2 separate regions of the Homo sapiens genome follow, and region 1 is linked to region 2. A link is an interaction called in ENCODE POLR2A ChIA-PET data of the cell type or tissue named here. Cell type or tissue: K562. All regions are shown on one strand. Links, peaks and the distances in the headings refer to the core of each region. The heading gives the core; the rest is flanking DNA.

Evidence for each region. Peaks named below come from ENCODE experiments on the same cell type or tissue, not always from the same donor. Only the 100,000 strongest peaks of a DNase experiment are listed, where the experiment ranks them.
Region 1: POLR2A ChIA-PET joins it to region 2 with 5 read pairs; 2 of 35 experiments call an interaction of 5 or more read pairs at or near these places.

The regions. Positions count from the first base shown.
Region 1 is chr17:4,587,191-4,596,281 of GRCh38, forward strand. It overlaps SMTNL2 (smoothelin like 2), which reads left to right. Exons shown (of 8, transcript NM_001114974.2): 2 at 5,171-5,258; 3 at 5,739-5,981; 4 at 6,632-6,707; 5 at 7,955-8,137. Among named protein-coding and RNA genes, the nearest start is that of SMTNL2, 7.2 kb to the left of the region's middle. RefSeq lists an enhancer at 5,686-6,257. In K562, for the core only: a CTCF peak has its summit at 8,021; a DNase peak (open chromatin) is centred at 8,021; H3K27me3 peaks cover 3,539 bases.
Region 2 is chr17:4,928,854-4,937,293 of GRCh38, forward strand. GP1BA (glycoprotein Ib platelet subunit alpha) reads left to right here and starts at 3,424. Exons shown (of 2, transcript NM_000173.7): 1 at 3,424-3,512; 2 at 3,746-6,170. The coding sequence starts at 3,752. The coding sequence ends at 5,710. SLC25A11 (solute carrier family 25 member 11) reads right to left here. Exons shown (of 8, transcript NM_003562.5): 8 at 8,277-8,440. RefSeq lists an enhancer at 5,470-5,689. In K562, for the core only: a CTCF peak has its summit at 5,612; a DNase peak (open chromatin) is centred at 5,538.

The DNA.
Region 1 (9,091 bases), core at 3,130-8,129, 340 kb before region 2:
CCAGGGGCATGAGCAGCAAGGGTAGCTGAGCACTGTGGGTGGAACATGGCTATGGTCCCCAGTTGGGTTAGAGGCTCTGCACCCCTTGAGCCCTGGCTCCCGGGGCCTGAGGCAGCTGCCGCTGGGCTGACCCCCGAAGCACCAATCCCCATCTCTCTTGCTGTCCTCCGTCTCAGGAGCATTGTCACAGCCTCCAGACCAGTGTCCAGCATTGAGAGGAGGGACTGTGTGGAGCCATCCCCATGTGCTGGCTCGTGTCCTGTGACCAGCACGATGTGATCAAGAGCTTGGTCACACTCAAGGAGCCGGGGCTCAGGGTGAGACTGGAGTGTGGACCATGGACATAGAGTCACAGCCCCACACCAGGCTGCTGGGTGTCTGACCTCTCAGACTTTGTGTCTGTGTAGTGGGGGTCTGGGTGGGACAATCTCATCCCATCCACATGAGCCAGGGATGGCTGTACTACCTGGCATTGTAGAGGTTGGTGTCACACTACCCCTCTGTAACAAGCAATGACATTTAGAGACCCAGTTCCTTTCAAACTGGGGACTGAAGGATTGGAGGTAGATTGTCTCCAATATATAAATGTCCCCTGAACTCAATACAGGAAGGGTTGATCAAGTAATCCTGTCTGGCTGGGAGCAGGGAGCTGAGAGCCAGCTTGGGGCCGGGGGTGGATGGTGGCAGCTTGAGGCCAGGCCCAGGCCCCAGCAGGTTGGGCCAGAGCTGTGGCCTGGAAATGTCATCCTCAGCTGAGCTGGAGCCACTGGGTCCCTATGCCCGAGGCAGCGGAGGCCCCAGGAACAGCTGCCAGGAGCCCCATGTCAGAGGCCCGACCATGAAAGAAGCCAGACTCGCCTTATCTGCCTTCCTTTCCCAGACACACTGTGCGATAAGAGAGTTAAATGCTTTAGGGAGAAGTTTGAATTAAGTCCTTTCAAACGGTGTTGTGAGTGGAGGAGGGCCGGGTCAGCAGTGTGAACTGTCTTAGGATGGGGCTCTGGCCCTGCGTGGGTCTCGTCCCCATGGATGGGCCCGTGCAGATCAGGCAGCACCCAGAAGGCCTGAAATATTCTTCCTTCCCCTACAAAAATGTCTAAAAGCTTTTCCAATAAGAAGGTCCCTGAAATCAGACTTACCTCATCACCCTTCCGCCTTTCCCGTGAGTGCCTCAGGCCTGGGCTCCCTCATGGGGCACCTCCCCTTTCTCAAAACAAAGCCGAGCTGGGGAATCTTGGGGGGTACCAGGCCAGCTCAACAGGACCTGTCCCCAGCCCCAGGGCTCTCCAGCGATTTCTGCCCCGGTCCCAGCATACCGAGGCCCCTCCCTGGTTTCCTTCCGCATGACGGCGACAGGCTGCCCCCATCAAAGGAGAGCAGTAACCCACTGGGGACTCTGCGGGGACAGCTCGTTCCAGCCCAGCCCTTTGGTTGAAGACCTCTGAGTTCTGTGAAGGTCCCACTGGGTGGTGACCCCAGTCCCCCGCCTTTTCCTCACACTCATTGGCTAAGACAGATCCCATGGGGCCGGGGCTCATACTGACCCAGGTCCTGGAAGACAACTTTGCCTTGAGTTGTCCTCTCTGCCCCCTAGAAGGCCAGAGCACTTTGTGGACAGAGCCCTGGTTTGGGGTGGGAGACCCGAGTCCCGTACTTTGGCTCTGCCACTACCTTTAGTCATGGTGTGGGGTTTAGGGGTTCCCCCTGCCCCACCCCACGTCTTGCTTTCCCCATCTGTGTGATGATGGGTTGGAGGATGGTCTCAGAATAGCCCCTTGCGCCTTGACCTAAGGCACGGGCAGACCCCTTTCCCCAGGTGACGAATGCTTCTAGTCGTGGGGCAGGGGAGCTTGGGAGTCTGGGCTCAGCCCTACACCCCAGCCTGCATTAGCCCAGCCCCTTCCCCTCCTCCCTTTGCCGGAGAACCCTTAGCAGTGATCTAACCAGGATAGAACTTACTCCCAGTCTGGTGTAGCGCCTGGTCCCCTGGGGCATCATGGGGGTTGTTGAGGGGCTGCAACGTGCAGGGACAGGCATCTGCGGAGGGCCTCCCACCCACCTATAGAGAAACATATTTCCTGGGAAAATGGTTTCACCCTCAGCCTTTCCCCCCAGAGCCCCGCCTGGACCTGTGGAACCTGTCAGACGAGAGCAGGGTGGGTGAGGGGGCACGGAGACCCCAGAGCCTGGTGACTGTGGGGGCCGGGGTTCCAGCTGGACTGGCTGGTTCTCCTCCCCCTGCCGACATGGTCTACACGGCCGCAGCGTGGCTCTAGGGGCACCCGTTCTGCTCTGCGTGCTGGGAGACGCCCTGTGCTTTTCTTGCGTTTCTGAGAGTGGGCCTGGCCTCTCCTCCTCCCACTCTTGAATCAAGAGCTCAGGGGTCGCCTCCTCTCCAAGGCTGGCTCTTCCCAGGCTCTGGGTCCTGTCTGCTGTGAGCTCCCCAGTGGTCCCGCTCTGCAGATGCTCCCCTCACCTTTCTCACCCTATGAATGTGGTCTTGCCTCTTCCTTCTGGAAAAACCCCTCAGACCCTTTCCCCTGGCTTCGCTCAGGGCTAAAGTTACTGCGCTGTCTTCATTTCTCTGGGACCCCTCTGCTAGGCCATCTCCTGTCCCCCAACCCCCTGTCCCCCGCCCCACGCTTCTGATCACCCATGACCTCTTCTTTTGCTGAACCCAATGGATGCCTGGTTGGATTTCCTCTTCACCTTTTCCTCAACCCCAGGCTGCCTTTGGACGCACCTGGCTTTTTTTTTTTTTTTTTTTTTTTTTTTTTTTTTTTTTTTTTTTTTTGAGACAGAGTCTCGCTCTGTTGCTCAGGCTGGAGTGCAGTGGTGCAATCTTGGCTCACTGCAACCTCCATCTCCTGGGTTTAAGCGATTCTCATGCCTCAGCCTCCTGAGTAGCTGGGATTACAGGCACCCACCACCATGCCTGGCTAATTGTTGTATTTTTAGTAGAGATGGGGTTTCACCACGTTGGCCAGGCTGGTCTTGAACTCGTGACCTCAAGTGATCCACCCGCCTCGGCCTCCCAAAGTGCTAGGATGACAGGCGTGAGCCACCGCGCCTGGCCCCGTGCCTGGCTTCTTGACTCCCTTCCTTCCTGGCCTTGGCTTTCTCACCATTCTTCAGGGGCTCCTCCTACGTCTCTGGCTGCTCCTCATTCTCCGCAGACTGCTCTGTTGCTTCCTGAAATGTGGGGGCCTCATCCCAGGGCCCCTAAGCTGCTCTTCCTCTGCTGGGCTTCCAGGAGCCCAGTGCATGCCCCTGACTCCTGTTTTTCCATGTTCGTCCTTCTTTTCTCTTAAACTCCAGACTCAAAAATCCAGCTACCTCCTCAGCTCCCTGATGCTCCAGGTGCCCCAGGCCCTCAACATGTCCCAACTGAAACCCTCATTTAGCCCCTAAACCTGCCCTGACCCACCAAGTCTGGGCTTGGGAGAGGCTTGGCACCCTTCCTCTTCCATGTCCACCCAGTCTCCCAGCCAGATCCCTTTTCCCCAAAGCTCCGAGTCCTTCTTGCCCGTGGCCCTCCCAGTGCCCCATCTCCCCTCCCCAGGTTCCTGCCCAGGACTAGTGAAGTGTCTTGCCATCTGGTCTCCACTCTCTGGCATCTTCTGAAGGGTGTGCCTGAAACACAGAGCCGAGGACCTTGGGCTCCTTCTTGTCTAAGGCGTCAAGTACCCAGGGCCAGCAGCTTGGGCGGCAGGGCAGGCAGCTTGGGCGGCAGGGCACTTCTCCATCTGCCTGCGTCCTGGACGGGCATGATCAGGATACCTGTGCCTTGATGTCTCTCTGCAAAAGCAGACACTAATCACTCTGCTGGGAGTGCCCTCCCTTGCTCCTCCACCGGGCTCACTCTGGATGTGGCTCAGGCACCCCTGCCTCTGAGAAGCCCTCCTTGCCCCACTGGGTCAGATGAAGCCTGTGTGAGGCATCCTTATCCTGACACGGCCCCCTCTGTTCACCAGCCTGGCTCCCCTCCCAGACTGATTCCCCAATGGCAGGGTGGCACCTCCCGCACTGGTTGCAAGAGGAGCTGAGCCATCTGGGGCCAGGGATGCAACATCATTTGCCTGGGAACCTTGTAGACCAGGGGGCATCTGGGAGAGGCACAGCCGACCTCTCAAGCCGCTCGTCCTGGGCTCGTGGTGGAGCCCCCACCAGCCCCACAGACACTCTCAGCCGTTCACACGCCCTGGCTGTGAGGAGGGCAGGACCAAGGTTGAGGACTTCTCCCCTGGCCACACGTGCCAGCTGTTTTTTGCTGTATAACTTTGGGCAGGGCACATGCCCTCTGGGAGTCCTCGGGCCCCATCTCTGAAATGGCTCTGGCAGCACCTACCGGGGAGGACAGTTGCTATAAGTGGTGTTTAGAAGGTGTTGCTATAAGGATAGCACCGGAAAAAGGGCTGGATGTTTGGTAGATGCCGAGTGGCACTTGCCTAGCCTGCTCCCGTTTCTCAAACAGGGAAACAGACCCAGAGGGGAACTGATGTGGCCCAGGTCACATGGGTGGGTGGCAGCACAGCCTGGATCCCAGGCTCCCCACTGGCTCTTGGCCTTGGCTGTCTTGTCTGCCCCCACCTGCCCCACCCACTACTACTGCCCAGCTGGGATGGATGAGTCGCACGGAGCTGATCAGGCGCTTGCACTCTGCATAGCCGGGTAAATCTTGTGTCCCCGCCTCCCATGCAAAGATCTCATCGTGATCAGGGCTCCGTAGCTCATCGTTGGCCCAGAAGGACCTGGTGCCACTGGTTCCTGCTGCCCCTGCACGGGTAGCCATGCCGACCTGGCCCAGCTGAGAGGGGCAGGGGGCGAGGCACTCCTGACCCCATCATCTGGTCCAGCCTGGGGGAAAAGGTGAGGGGGCCTAATGTCATTGGAACCCTCCATCTTGACTTCTGTCCTCAGCTTTTTGGGACTCTGGGAGGAGCCCAGTGGAGGTGTTTGCCTCCCAGGATCGCAGGGGCTCAGCAGTTGGAGTGGGGCCATCCCAGCTTTTGCTGTGTGACTTGGCCCGTCACTTTCTTCCTGGGGGCTGTTTTCTCTCAACATGATTGGTGTTTTGCCAGAACGGGAGGGGATTTGGGGGTGGGCAGCTTTTGGGGGTGGGCAGCTGGCCCTAGCTGATGGGGTCTCGGTGACATTTGTGTCTCTGTAGAGTTTGGATCACGATGAGGCCAGTGAGTCGGAGATGAGAAAGACCTCAAACTCCTGCATCATGGAAAATGGGCACCAGCCGGGGGCAGGTAGGGCTGACGGCAGAGGAGGGGTGGCTGGGTAGGTTTGGGGGTTAAGTAAGGCCTTGGTCAGGTATCTGTGCCAGGCTGGCCCTTGGCCTGGCATCGGGGGGACTCTATCCTGAACCCCAGCAGGGAGAGAGGCTGCCAGGAGAGCAGCGTCATTCAGTAGAACTTGTGAAACACAGAGGGAAGTTGGGAGATCTCAGGAGGTAGTGAGCTCTCCTGTTTCTAGAGGAAAGCAAATAGAGGCTGAGGAGCCGACTAGTATTTATTAAGCTGGCCATGAGGGGAAGTTGGGAAAAATCAATTCTGGTTGGAGCAGTAAGATATCCCTGGTAGGGGAGGTCAGAGAGGCTGGAGCAGTCAGGGAGGCCTTCCTAGAGGAGGTGGGAGGAGGGCCCAGGGAGGCTAGAGCCCTCCTGGGAGGTCCCAGGCCCCTGTGGCTGCCACAGCTGACCACCCACCCATGCTGGTCACATGTTCCAGGTCCAGGCGATGGACCCCCTGAGATTGCCCAAAACTTCTCAGCACCAGATCCCCCCAGGCCTCGTCCTGTGAGCCTCTCCTTGCGGCTGCCCCACCAGCCAGTCACGGCCATCACCCGAGTCTCTGACAGGTTCTCTGGGGAGACCTCAGCTGCGGCTCTATCACCCATGTCTGCTGCCACCCTGGGGGGCCTCAACCCAAGCCCCAGCGAGGTCATCACGCCCTGGACTCCCAGTCCTAGCGGTATGAGCTGGAGAGCGTGGCCTTGGGGCAGACCTCCCCTTGGGATGGGAGAGGGAAGGCCGGGGCTGGGGAGAGGGAGTCGGTGGGTGACATGGAAAACGAGGGGCTAAGCCCAGCCCTGCCTCTGCCTGCCATGTCAGCCCCTTCCCTTAGCCCATCCTCCCGGGCTACTGCCCAGAGATGCTGTGAAATAGCGTCATCCCCTGGTGGGGGCGACCGTGGCTTTTATTACAGTTGGAAGGTGGCCTCTTGCCCTGCACGTTGGGCACTGTCCCCTCCCTCAAGGCCCCAGGCCTGACTTGGGCCTGTGGCCAGTCCTCCGTGGTATGTCCTGGGGGAAGCCGTGTGGGCCTCTATAGGGAGGGTTTGGGAGCAGTGTTCACTGGATACATGGCACGGGCCCTGGGCTCTGTGCTCTCAAGAGCAGGGCGGGGACAGTTGAAAAGACCTCTTTGATGTTGTTGCTGTGTGTGCCCATCCTCCTTTCTCCTCCACTGTCTGCTGAGGCAGGGCCAGCTTAGCCCAGAAGGTTAGCTCATCCATGCAGCGATGCCGGGTAAATGAGGCAGGGCTGGGTCAGAGGAAGGGAGGCTATGGCGGGCCCTCCCTGGGGCCAGGGTTTGTTACTTCTCTCCCTCTCTCTTCCACAGAGAAGAATTCCTCTTTCACGTGGTCTGTGCCAAGCTCTGGCTATGGGGCAGTGACAGCAAGCAAACACAGCAATAGGTGAGTCAGGGCCTGTGTTCCTGTGGGGTCGCTGCGCCCCAGGTGTCTTCTCTGCTTTGGACGCAGGCCGCCCAGGGTTGGCCCTGGGGTTGGTGCCTCCTGGTAAGGCTCGGGGCTGGATCTCGGGAGCACTGGGCGGCAGGATGGGGGGAAGGTCTGAGCAGGGGGAGTGAGGCAGTGGGCCTCGGTGGAGAGTTTCATTTGGAGAAATATGGTCACAGCCTGGTTTCTTTGTGGGACCTTCAAGTCAGTCAAAAGATTGGAGGAGTGGCCGGGCGCGGTGGCTCACACCTGTAATCCCAGCACTTTGGGAGGTTGAGGTGGGTGGATCACCTGAGGTCAAGAGTTCGAGACCAGACTGGCCAACATGGCAAAACGCTGTCTCCACTAAAAATACAAAAATTAGCTGGGCATGGTGGTGGGTGCCTGTAATCCCAGCTACTTGGGACGCTGAGGCAGGAGAATCGCTTGAACTCGGGAAGCGGAGTTTGCAGTGAGCCAAGATGGTGCCACTGCTCTCCAGCCTAGGTAACAGAGTGAGACTCTATCTACAAAAAATAAATAAATAAATAAATAAATAAATGAATAAAAAACAAAAAAATATTGGAGGAGGCCTCTCAGCCGGCAGGAGGGAGAGGACAGGAGCTTTGTCTTCTTCCATCCCAGCCAGCTGGGGTCCCTCAGAGCCCGGAACTTCCTGCCCACGGGCTGCGAGCAGGGGCAGGTGAGCAGGTCCTTCCCTGTGGCACAGGCCTCCCCCCAGCCAGCCAGCGGGACTGTGATTGGGGATGGGGGTAGGGTAGCAGGCTTGGCTTTTTTTTTTTTCTTTAATAATAAAAGGAGAATTGTGACTTTCTGGCAAACCGTTCTGGGGAAAACAAAGGGGGTCTTATCGCATGGTGGTGGAGGCAGGAGGCCTGGTCCCTCCGGGGCTGGTTCTGAGCACACCTCCTGCCTGAGGAGGGGGTCCCTCTGTCCTCCCCAGGCATTGACACCTGCAAAGGGGTGGTTATGTCCAGATCGGGCCCAGCGTCTCCTGAGTTGAGCCTATTGGCCAGTCCCTCCAGCCAGCACAATTCAGAAAACCTGTCAAACCAGCTAGGGACCGGAGCAAGGGGGCCTCTTCTCTGAGCGCCCATCACGGTGCAGGCTGCCTTGTCCACACTCAGTGCAATGGAGACCTTGGGGCCTGGTGAGCTAGTGATGGCTGCTGGGCCCAGGTCCCAACTCGGCGATTCTTTCCTCAGCCCACCGCTGGTGACACCACCCCAGTCGCCCGTGTCCCCGCAGCCGCCAGCCATAACTCAGGTCCATCGGCAGGGGGAGCGTCGCAGGGAGCTGGTGAGGTCGCAGACGCTGCCCCGCACCTCGGAGGCGCAGGCCCGGAAAGCATTGTTTGAGAAGTGGGAGCAGGAAACGGCGGCCGGCAAGTACGGATGCCCACTCACAGACAGGCCCGGCCCCACGGTGTGCCCAGACCCAGACGGGGCTTGGGTGGGTGCAGCAGGGCAAGGTTCAGCCCTGTCCTGTTCCCCAGGGCGCTGTTGCCCAGGACAAGATCTCTTGGGCAAGGCACAAAGTTAGGGCTGGGCCACAGGGCAGCTTGGGGGGACAGAGGACCCCAGTTGTTGGGGGAGATGGCTGTGAGGCAGGGAGCCAGGAAGGCTTGGTGAGAGCCCCTCTCTCCTCCTCCATTCCCGAGGCCCCCTGTCCTGTCTCTGGTGCCGCCAGGCTGCCCTCACACCCACATTCCCCAGGGGTTGTGGCTCCTCTGGTTTCTGGGCATGACCGGGGACTGGATGGGGACTGGGATTCCTGGCCAGAGCTGGGAGCCCCAGCATGGGGTTGGTCTTGCCCAAGGACCGAAGGTGATGCCACGGGGCCGAGTGGCCTCCAGCCTGCTACTAGGTCTCGAGCGACGGCTCCTCAGGCTCCAGCCCACCTTTGCATATTCAGCCAGTCCTCGTGTCAGTGCATGGTATTGATGCCTGCTGTGTGCAGAGTGTGGCCCAAGCGTGGTATTGATGTCTGCTGTGTGCAGGGTGTGGCCCAAGCGTGGTATTGATGTCTGCTGTGTGCAGGGTGTGGCCCACGCGTGGTATTGATGCCTGCTGTGTGCAGGGTGTGGCCCAAGCGTGGTATTGATGTCTGCTGTGTGCAGGGTGTGGCCCACGCGTGGTATTGATGCCTGCTGTGTGCAGGGTGTGGCCCAAGCGTGGTATTGATGTCTGCTGTGTGCAGGGTGTGGCCCAAGCGTGGTATTGATGCCTGCTGTGTGCAGGGTGTGGCCCAAGCGTGGTATTGATGCCTGCTGTGTGCAGAGTGTGGCCCAAGCGTGGTATTGATGCCTGCTGTGTGCAGGGTGTGGCCCAGGCCTTGTGGGA
Region 2 (8,440 bases), core at 3,441-8,440:
ACTTGGGAGGCTGAGGCAGGAGAATCACATGAACCCAGGAGGCGGAGGTCGCCATGAGCCGAGATCACTCCATTGAACTCCAGCCTGGGCAACAAGAGCGAAAAAAGAGATCAAGACCATCCTGGCCAACATGGTGAAATGCCCTCTCTACTAAAAATACGAAAATTAGCCCGGCGTGGTGGTGTGCACCTGTGATCCCAGCTGCTCGGGAGGCTGAGGCGGGAGGATCGCATGAGCAGGTTGCAGTGAGCGGAGATGGCGCCGCCGCGCTCCAGCCTGGGTGAGGGTCAAAAAGAAAAAAAAAAATCAACAGCCTCTGGGCTCGGGGTCCTTATTCAATTTCATGGCTTCTCTCCAGACAAACTCCCACCTCACTTTCTATACTACCTCGTCTTCCCCACATTTTCCAATACCTTTGCAGCGGGCAAATTATATAAATGGCAAATCTATGGATTAACTGCATCTGGCTTAAGTGTCTATCCCTTGTCCGGTCACCAGCTGGAAGCAGATAGGGGCAGGCTCAGGCGGCTGCATGGAGCTCCTACTGGGGAACAGTGCAGGGCCACATTCTCATCACAGAAGGGGCAGTGGACCAACAGGCAGGGCATGGTGTCTGACTTTCTGTAATAGACATTTAACCTGGTCTTCGGAAGTCAGAAAAGGCTTTCCAGAGGAAGGAATTCTGAGCTGGAACTTGCCAAATAAGTAAAAGTTAGGCAGAAGGGGATAAGGGTTGAAGAAAAAGTTCAGGCACAGGAGAGAATGATCAAGAGTAAGGGCAGAGTGGGAACAGATGGGGCTGGACAGGCAGGCAAAGGGGAGACCTTGCAGGACCCTGCAGGCCATGTTGGGAACTTTAGACTTTCTCCTGAGATCTATGAGGAGCCATTGGTGAATTTATTTATTTATTTAGAGACAGAATTTCGCTCTTTCGCCCAGGCTGGAGTGAGGGGGTGTGATCTCAGCTCACTGCAACCTATGCCCCCTGGGGCTCAAGCTGTTCTCCTGCCTCAGCCTCCCTAGTAGCTGGGATTACAGGTGCCGGCCACCACGTCTGGCTAATTTTTTGTATATTTAGTAGAGATGGGTTTTCACCATGTTGGCCAGGCTGGTCTCAAACCCCTGACCTCAGGTGATCCACCCGCCTCGGCCTCCCAAACTGCTAGGATTACAGGTGTGAGCCACTGTGCCTGGCCCATTGGTGGATTTCAAGCAGTGGAAGGATATGAGCAAATGTGCAGTTCTGAAAGACCACTCCAGTGGAGAATAAAGAGAAGAAAGGGAATTGGGAAGTTGGGAGACCAGCAAGGAGGCTGTTGCAGGGAAGCAGTAGCGAGAAGATGGTGCCCTGGGCAGGGCATGGTGGCTCACGCCTGTACTCCTAGCACTTTGGGAGGCCGAGGTGGGAGGATCGCTTGAGCCCAGGAGTTTGAGACCAGCCTAGGCAACAAACAAATGTTTTTCTGTCTCTAGAAAAAAATTTTTAAATCAGCCAGGTGTGGTGGTGCATGCCTGTAGTCCCAACTCCTTGGGAGGCTGAAGCAGGAGGATCCCTTGGGTCCAGGAGTTTGTCCTTGAGTGAGGCATGATTGCGCCACTGCACTCCAGCCTGGGAGACAGAGCAAAGGAGACCAGCCTGGACAACATGGTAAAACCCCGTCTCTACTAAAGATATGAAAAATTAGCCGGGCATGATGGCGGGTGCCTGTAATCCCAGCTACTCAGGAGGCTGAGGCAGGAGAATTGCTTGAACCCAGGAGGCAGAGGTGGCAGTGAGCCGAGATGGAGCCATTGCACTCCAGCCTGGGAGACAGGGCAAGACTCCATCTCAAAAAAAAAAAAAAAAAAAAAGAAGAAGAAGAAGAAAGGAGGAAGAGGAGGAAGAAGAAGAGGAGGAGGAGGATATGAACAAGAAACAACAACAACCTTGGACTAGGAATGCTGGCAGGATGGTGTGGATGGAGAGTAGATTTGAGAGAGACGGGAGATAAAATCACCAGGACTTGGTGATGGGGATGAAAGACGGGAGACGTTAGAGATGACTATTAGGGATTTTGTTTGTGTTGACTGAATGGTTAGGTAAATGAGTGGATGATGGTGCCACTCACCAGGCTGAGCAACACAGGAGGAGAAGCCATTTGGAGAGAGATGGTGAGTTCAGCTTTGAACATATTGTTTTGGTGTCTGTGGGACATCCAAGTAGAGATGTCCAGAAGGCAGCTGGACATATGTGCTTGTGTCTCAGGAGAAGGGTCTGGACTAGAGACATAGATTTGAGAGTCATTAGGTTGTAGGTGGTGGTTGAAGGCAAGGGAATGGATGAGGATAATCTCAGGTGGTTGCATAGCGTAAGAAAAGAAGAGAATGCCGGGCGCGGTGGCTCATGCCTCTAATCCCAGCACTTCGGGAAGCCAATGTGGGTGGATCACTTGAGATGAGGAGTTCGAGACCAGGCTGACCAACATGGTGAAACCCCGTCTCTACTAAAAATATAAAAATTAGCTGGGAATGAAGACAGCCTAAGCACAAACTCTGGGGGCAGTTTAATTGTTCAAGAAGGGGAATCTATGAAGGAGACTGAGAAGGCCCAACCAAACAGGTAAGAAGAAAACCAAGAAAATTACAGGGTCATGTGTCACAGAGGCCAAAAGGAGAATCCCAAGGGGCGAGTGGCCATGGGTATGCAGGCTGCCGAAATAAAGTAAGATCACAGTGGAGAAGTTTCCCATGGATGTAGAGGAGGGAGAGCATTAAAGACCTTGGTAAGAACCGAGTCAATGGAGTAGCAGGGGAAAGAAATCAGCATAGACTGGGGTGAGAAGGCAGAGAGAAAGGTGGGAGAGAATTAAAAGTAGGCAACTCTCAGAATGCAGCTGTGAAGAGGAAGAGAAGCGGGCATCTGGAGAGGTTTTTTTGTTTTTAAGATGGAGTTTTGCTCTTGTCACCCAGGCTGGAGTACAATGGCACGATCTCGGCTCACCGCAACCTCTTTCCACCTCCCGGTTTCAAGCGATTCTCCTGCCTCAGCCTCCCGAGTAGCTGGGATTACAGGCATGCGCCACCACGCCTGGCTAATGTATTTTTAGTAGAGACAGGGTTTCCCCGTGTTGGTCAGGCTGGTCTCGAACTCCTGACTTCAGGTGATCCGCCCGCCTCAGCCTCCCAAAGTTCTGGGATTACAGGCATGAGCCACGCGCCCGGCCCTGGAGAGGTTTTTAAAAGATGGCAGAAGGCTGTTTGGAGGAGTCCACCCCCATCTCCCCTGTGTAAAAGGAAAGCGGAAGAGAGAACCACAAAGAGGGCCTGGGGGAAAGCCGTGGAGTGAGGCGATAAGGGCTTGTGTCCAGGGGATTCCCGGTCACTGGAATCCCTATCAGGCCTGCATTTCCTCCTCACCCCCATCCCCTTCCTTGCCACTGGCTTAGTCCTCCATGGGGCTAGAAGAGAGAAGGACGGAGTCGAGTGGCACCCTAGAAGACGCTCTGTGCCTTCGGAGGTCTTTCTGCCTGCCTGTAAGCCGGGGTTGGTGCTGGGGCAGGAGAGGGGTCTGAGGGAGGGGAAAGAGCCAAGGACCTGGAGCTAGTAGTTTTAAGTTCTGCAGGCAAGGGTGGGAGATGGGAGTAGGGAGGACAGGAGGTGTGGATGCTGTTTCTGGAAGCGAAGCTGCAGGGGGAAGGGGGCTGGGGCCTGGGGGGATGCTTCCAGGGGATGCAGGGGGATCCACTCAAGGCTCCCTTGCCCACAGGTCCTCATGCCTCTCCTCCTCTTGCTGCTCCTGCTGCCAAGCCCCTTACACCCCCACCCCATCTGTGAGGTCTCCAAAGTGGCCAGCCACCTAGAAGTGAACTGTGACAAGAGGAATCTGACAGCGCTGCCTCCAGACCTGCCGAAAGACACAACCATCCTCCACCTGAGTGAGAACCTCCTGTACACCTTCTCCCTGGCAACCCTGATGCCTTACACTCGCCTCACTCAGCTGAACCTAGATAGGTGCGAGCTCACCAAGCTCCAGGTCGATGGGACGCTGCCAGTGCTGGGGACCCTGGATCTATCCCACAATCAGCTGCAAAGCCTGCCCTTGCTAGGGCAGACACTGCCTGCTCTCACCGTCCTGGACGTCTCCTTCAACCGGCTGACCTCGCTGCCTCTTGGTGCCCTGCGTGGTCTTGGCGAACTCCAAGAGCTCTACCTGAAAGGCAATGAGCTGAAGACCCTGCCCCCAGGGCTCCTGACGCCCACACCCAAGCTGGAGAAGCTCAGTCTGGCTAACAACAACTTGACTGAGCTCCCCGCTGGGCTCCTGAATGGGCTGGAGAATCTCGACACCCTTCTCCTCCAAGAGAACTCGCTGTATACAATACCAAAGGGCTTTTTTGGGTCCCACCTCCTGCCTTTTGCTTTTCTCCACGGGAACCCCTGGTTATGCAACTGTGAGATCCTCTATTTTCGTCGCTGGCTGCAGGACAATGCTGAAAATGTCTACGTATGGAAGCAAGGTGTGGACGTCAAGGCCATGACCTCTAACGTGGCCAGTGTGCAGTGTGACAATTCAGACAAGTTTCCCGTCTACAAATACCCAGGAAAGGGGTGCCCCACCCTTGGTGATGAAGGTGACACAGACCTATATGATTACTACCCAGAAGAGGACACTGAGGGCGATAAGGTGCGTGCCACAAGGACTGTGGTCAAGTTCCCCACCAAAGCCCATACAACCCCCTGGGGTCTATTCTACTCATGGTCCACTGCTTCTCTAGACAGCCAAATGCCCTCCTCCTTGCATCCAACACAAGAATCCACTAAGGAGCAGACCACATTCCCACCTAGATGGACCCCAAATTTCACACTTCACATGGAATCCATCACATTCTCCAAAACTCCAAAATCCACTACTGAACCAACCCCAAGCCCGACCACCTCAGAGCCCGTCCCGGAGCCCGCCCCAAACATGACCACCCTGGAGCCCACTCCAAGCCCGACCACCCCAGAGCCCACCTCAGAGCCCGCCCCCAGCCCGACCACCCCGGAGCCCACCTCAGAGCCCGCCCCCAGCCCGACCACCCCAGAGCCCACCTCAGAGCCCGCCCCCAGCCCGACCACCCCGGAGCCCACCCCAATCCCGACCATCGCCACAAGCCCGACCATCCTGGTGTCTGCCACAAGCCTGATCACTCCAAAAAGCACATTTTTAACTACCACAAAACCCGTATCACTCTTAGAATCCACCAAAAAAACCATCCCTGAACTTGATCAGCCACCAAAGCTCCGTGGGGTGCTCCAAGGGCATTTGGAGAGCTCCAGAAATGACCCTTTTCTCCACCCCGACTTTTGCTGCCTCCTCCCCCTGGGCTTCTATGTCTTGGGTCTCTTCTGGCTGCTCTTTGCCTCTGTGGTCCTCATCCTGCTGCTGAGCTGGGTTGGGCATGTGAAACCACAGGCCCTGGACTCTGGCCAAGGTGCTGCTCTGACCACAGCCACACAAACCACACACCTGGAGCTGCAGAGGGGACGGCAAGTGACAGTGCCCCGGGCCTGGCTGCTCTTCCTTCGAGGTTCGCTTCCCACTTTCCGCTCCAGCCTCTTCCTGTGGGTACGGCCTAATGGCCGTGTGGGGCCTCTAGTGGCAGGAAGGAGGCCCTCAGCTCTGAGTCAGGGTCGTGGTCAGGACCTGCTGAGCACAGTGAGCATTAGGTACTCTGGCCACAGCCTCTGAGGGTGGGAGGTTTGGGGACCTTGAGAGAAGAGCCTGTGGGCTCTCCTATTGGAATCTAGTTGGGGGTTGGAGGGGTAAGGAACACAGGGTGATAGGGAGGGGTCTTAGTTCCTTTTTCTGTATCAGAAGCCCTGTCTTCACAACACAGGCACACAATTTCAGTCCCAGCCAAAGCAGAAGGGGTAATGACATGGACTTGGCGGGGGGACAAGACAAAGCTCCCGATGCTGCATGGGGCGCTGCCAGATCTCACGGTGAACCATTTTGGCAGAATACAGCATGGTTCCCACATGCATCTATGCACAGAAGAAAATCTGGAAAGTGATTTATCAGGATGTGAGCACTCGTTGTGTCTGGATGTTACAAATATGGGTGGTTTTATTTTCTTTTTCCCTGTTTAGCATTTTCTAGTTTTCCACTATTATTGTATATTATCTGTATAATAAAAAATAATTTTAGGGTTGGGAGTGATGGCTCATGCCTGTAATCCTAGCACTTTGGGAGGCCGAGGCGGGTGGATCACCAGAGGTAGGGAGTTCGAGACCAGCCTGGCAAACATGGTGAAACCCTGTCTCTACTAAAAATACAAAAATTAGCCAGGCGTGGTGGTGCACACCTATAACCCCAGCTACTCGGGAGGGTGGGGCAGGAGAATCGCTTGAACCTGGGAGGCGGAAGTTGCCGTGAGCCAAGATCGTACCACTGAACTCCAGCCTGGGTAACAGAGTGAGACTCCGTCTAAAAAAAAAAAAAAAAAAAAAAAACTTCTGGCCGGGTGCAGGGGCTCATGCCTGTAATTCCAGCACTCTGGAAGGCTGAGGCGGGTGGGTTGCTTGAACCCAGGAGTTTGGCCCAGGCTTGGCAACATGGCAAAACCCGACCTCTACAAAAAATACAAAACATTAGCCAGGTGTGGTGGCATGCACCTGTGGTCCCAGGTACCTGGGTGGCTGAGGAGGGAGGATCACCTGAGCCTGGGAGATGGAGGCTGCAGTGAGCCCTGAAGGTGCCACTGTACTCCAGCCTGGGTGACAGAGTGAGAGCCTGTCTCAAAACAACTTGGCTTCTTTTGGTGAAGAGTGGCTGGGGCACCTGTCATGAGAATTCACAAGGCTCCAAATGCCCTACCCTGGTCACAACTACTTATCCAATAGACCTCCAGTTACAGCCTACACTTCCCCTGCCTGGGGTGCCTCCTCTCCTCCAGGGCTGGCCACCCACCAGGCCACCCCAGGCATCAGATCCAGCTCAAAAATTGCCTTCCTGGAGTTTAATGACAACTGCTGGGACCTACCTGGCAGCAGCCTGCAGTACTAGGGGCAAAGGTGGGTGCCTGCTTTGCACCTGCAGCCTCAGAAGTGCAGCTCTCCTCACTGCCCAGGTCAGCAGGACAGCAAGGGGTGGACCCTGCAGCATGCACCATCTTGGTGTGACTGAATAGTCTTGGGTTTCCTGCTCTCAGGCTGGGACACAGGCAAATGGAACCCCATTTCTTTTCTCATAAATCCTGCCATTCTCTAAACACACTGGTGTGGCTTCCTCTCCTGCCTTGTCTCCAGCCCAATCCAAGGCTTGGGGCCCAGAGAATGGGACTATGGAGACCCCCATCCCCCTCCAGATGGTCCTGAAGATCTCCCAAACCTGAAAGTCTGACCGAATCTCTCCCCAGGTGGAGGACCAACTCCTGAGCTTGGCAGTCAGGGAGTGCCAAGCACTGACCCCATCTGACAGTCCAGCTTCATCTCAAGGGAGATACCTCACAGTCTGTGCTCCAACTATCACAAGCCTATAGATCACCTGCTCCCCAACAGTGTTTTACTCTAAGCCTTTGCCCTCAGTCCAGCCAGGTGTGCTATCCTTGCCCCATCCCCAGCCAGTCTAACCACTCAGTCTGCAAGTCACTACTCCCAGGCGAGGCCAGGTGCTCCAAGTTACCCTGCAACACTATTGCTACACTCAGTTTCCCAACTGCTCCTGTATAATCTTGTCTTCTGGACCAGGAACTCCTTAAGGACAAGGTCTAGGCTTCAGGCATCTCACAATAGCCACCAAGGCGCAGGACAGTGTACACAGAGGCAGCAGCAGGGGCGCCAGGATGCTGAGCTCCACCTCTTCTGCTGATGAGGCTCTGCCAAAGGGACAGCTCCCACCTGCTGCCTGCCTGTCCCCTAGCCTGGCAAGCACTCCTCAGTTTGACCTTCCCAAACTCTCTTGTGCCCCAAGAGGTTTTAAGGCTCCTTGAAGGCTGGCCTGGGAACCACACATCTTCTAAAGAAATGGACAAGGTTCTCACTCTCCCCAGCCAAGGACCCAGATCAGGTCTCTGGCCAGCATTCCCCTTTCCTCAAGCTTCCAGTGCCCACCCACTTAAGCCCTGGCCTTCCACCTGCACTGCCTCCAGCCCACAGTGGTCTGACTTCCTCTCTAAGTCTCTTTATTTCCTCCCTCTTTAGGCTGCAGAAGCAGTCATCAGACCGAGGGGCTTTTCCTGGGGATTATGTGAGATGATCTGGGCATCGGTGGCATTCTTGGGCGAGTGGCTGGAGGAAACACACCGGGCCTGGGATTTGAGTTTTTCTGGCCCTGTCAGCTGCTGTGGCATGACAGATTTATACAGCATTTGCAAAAAACCAGCGGCTGCTTTTTCTTTAACAATTTTTCTTAAAAACTCCAGTTCCTATTCTCCAGCTTCTTTGTCCAGTCTCCTCCCCTCTCCTAGCCACCCCCCAG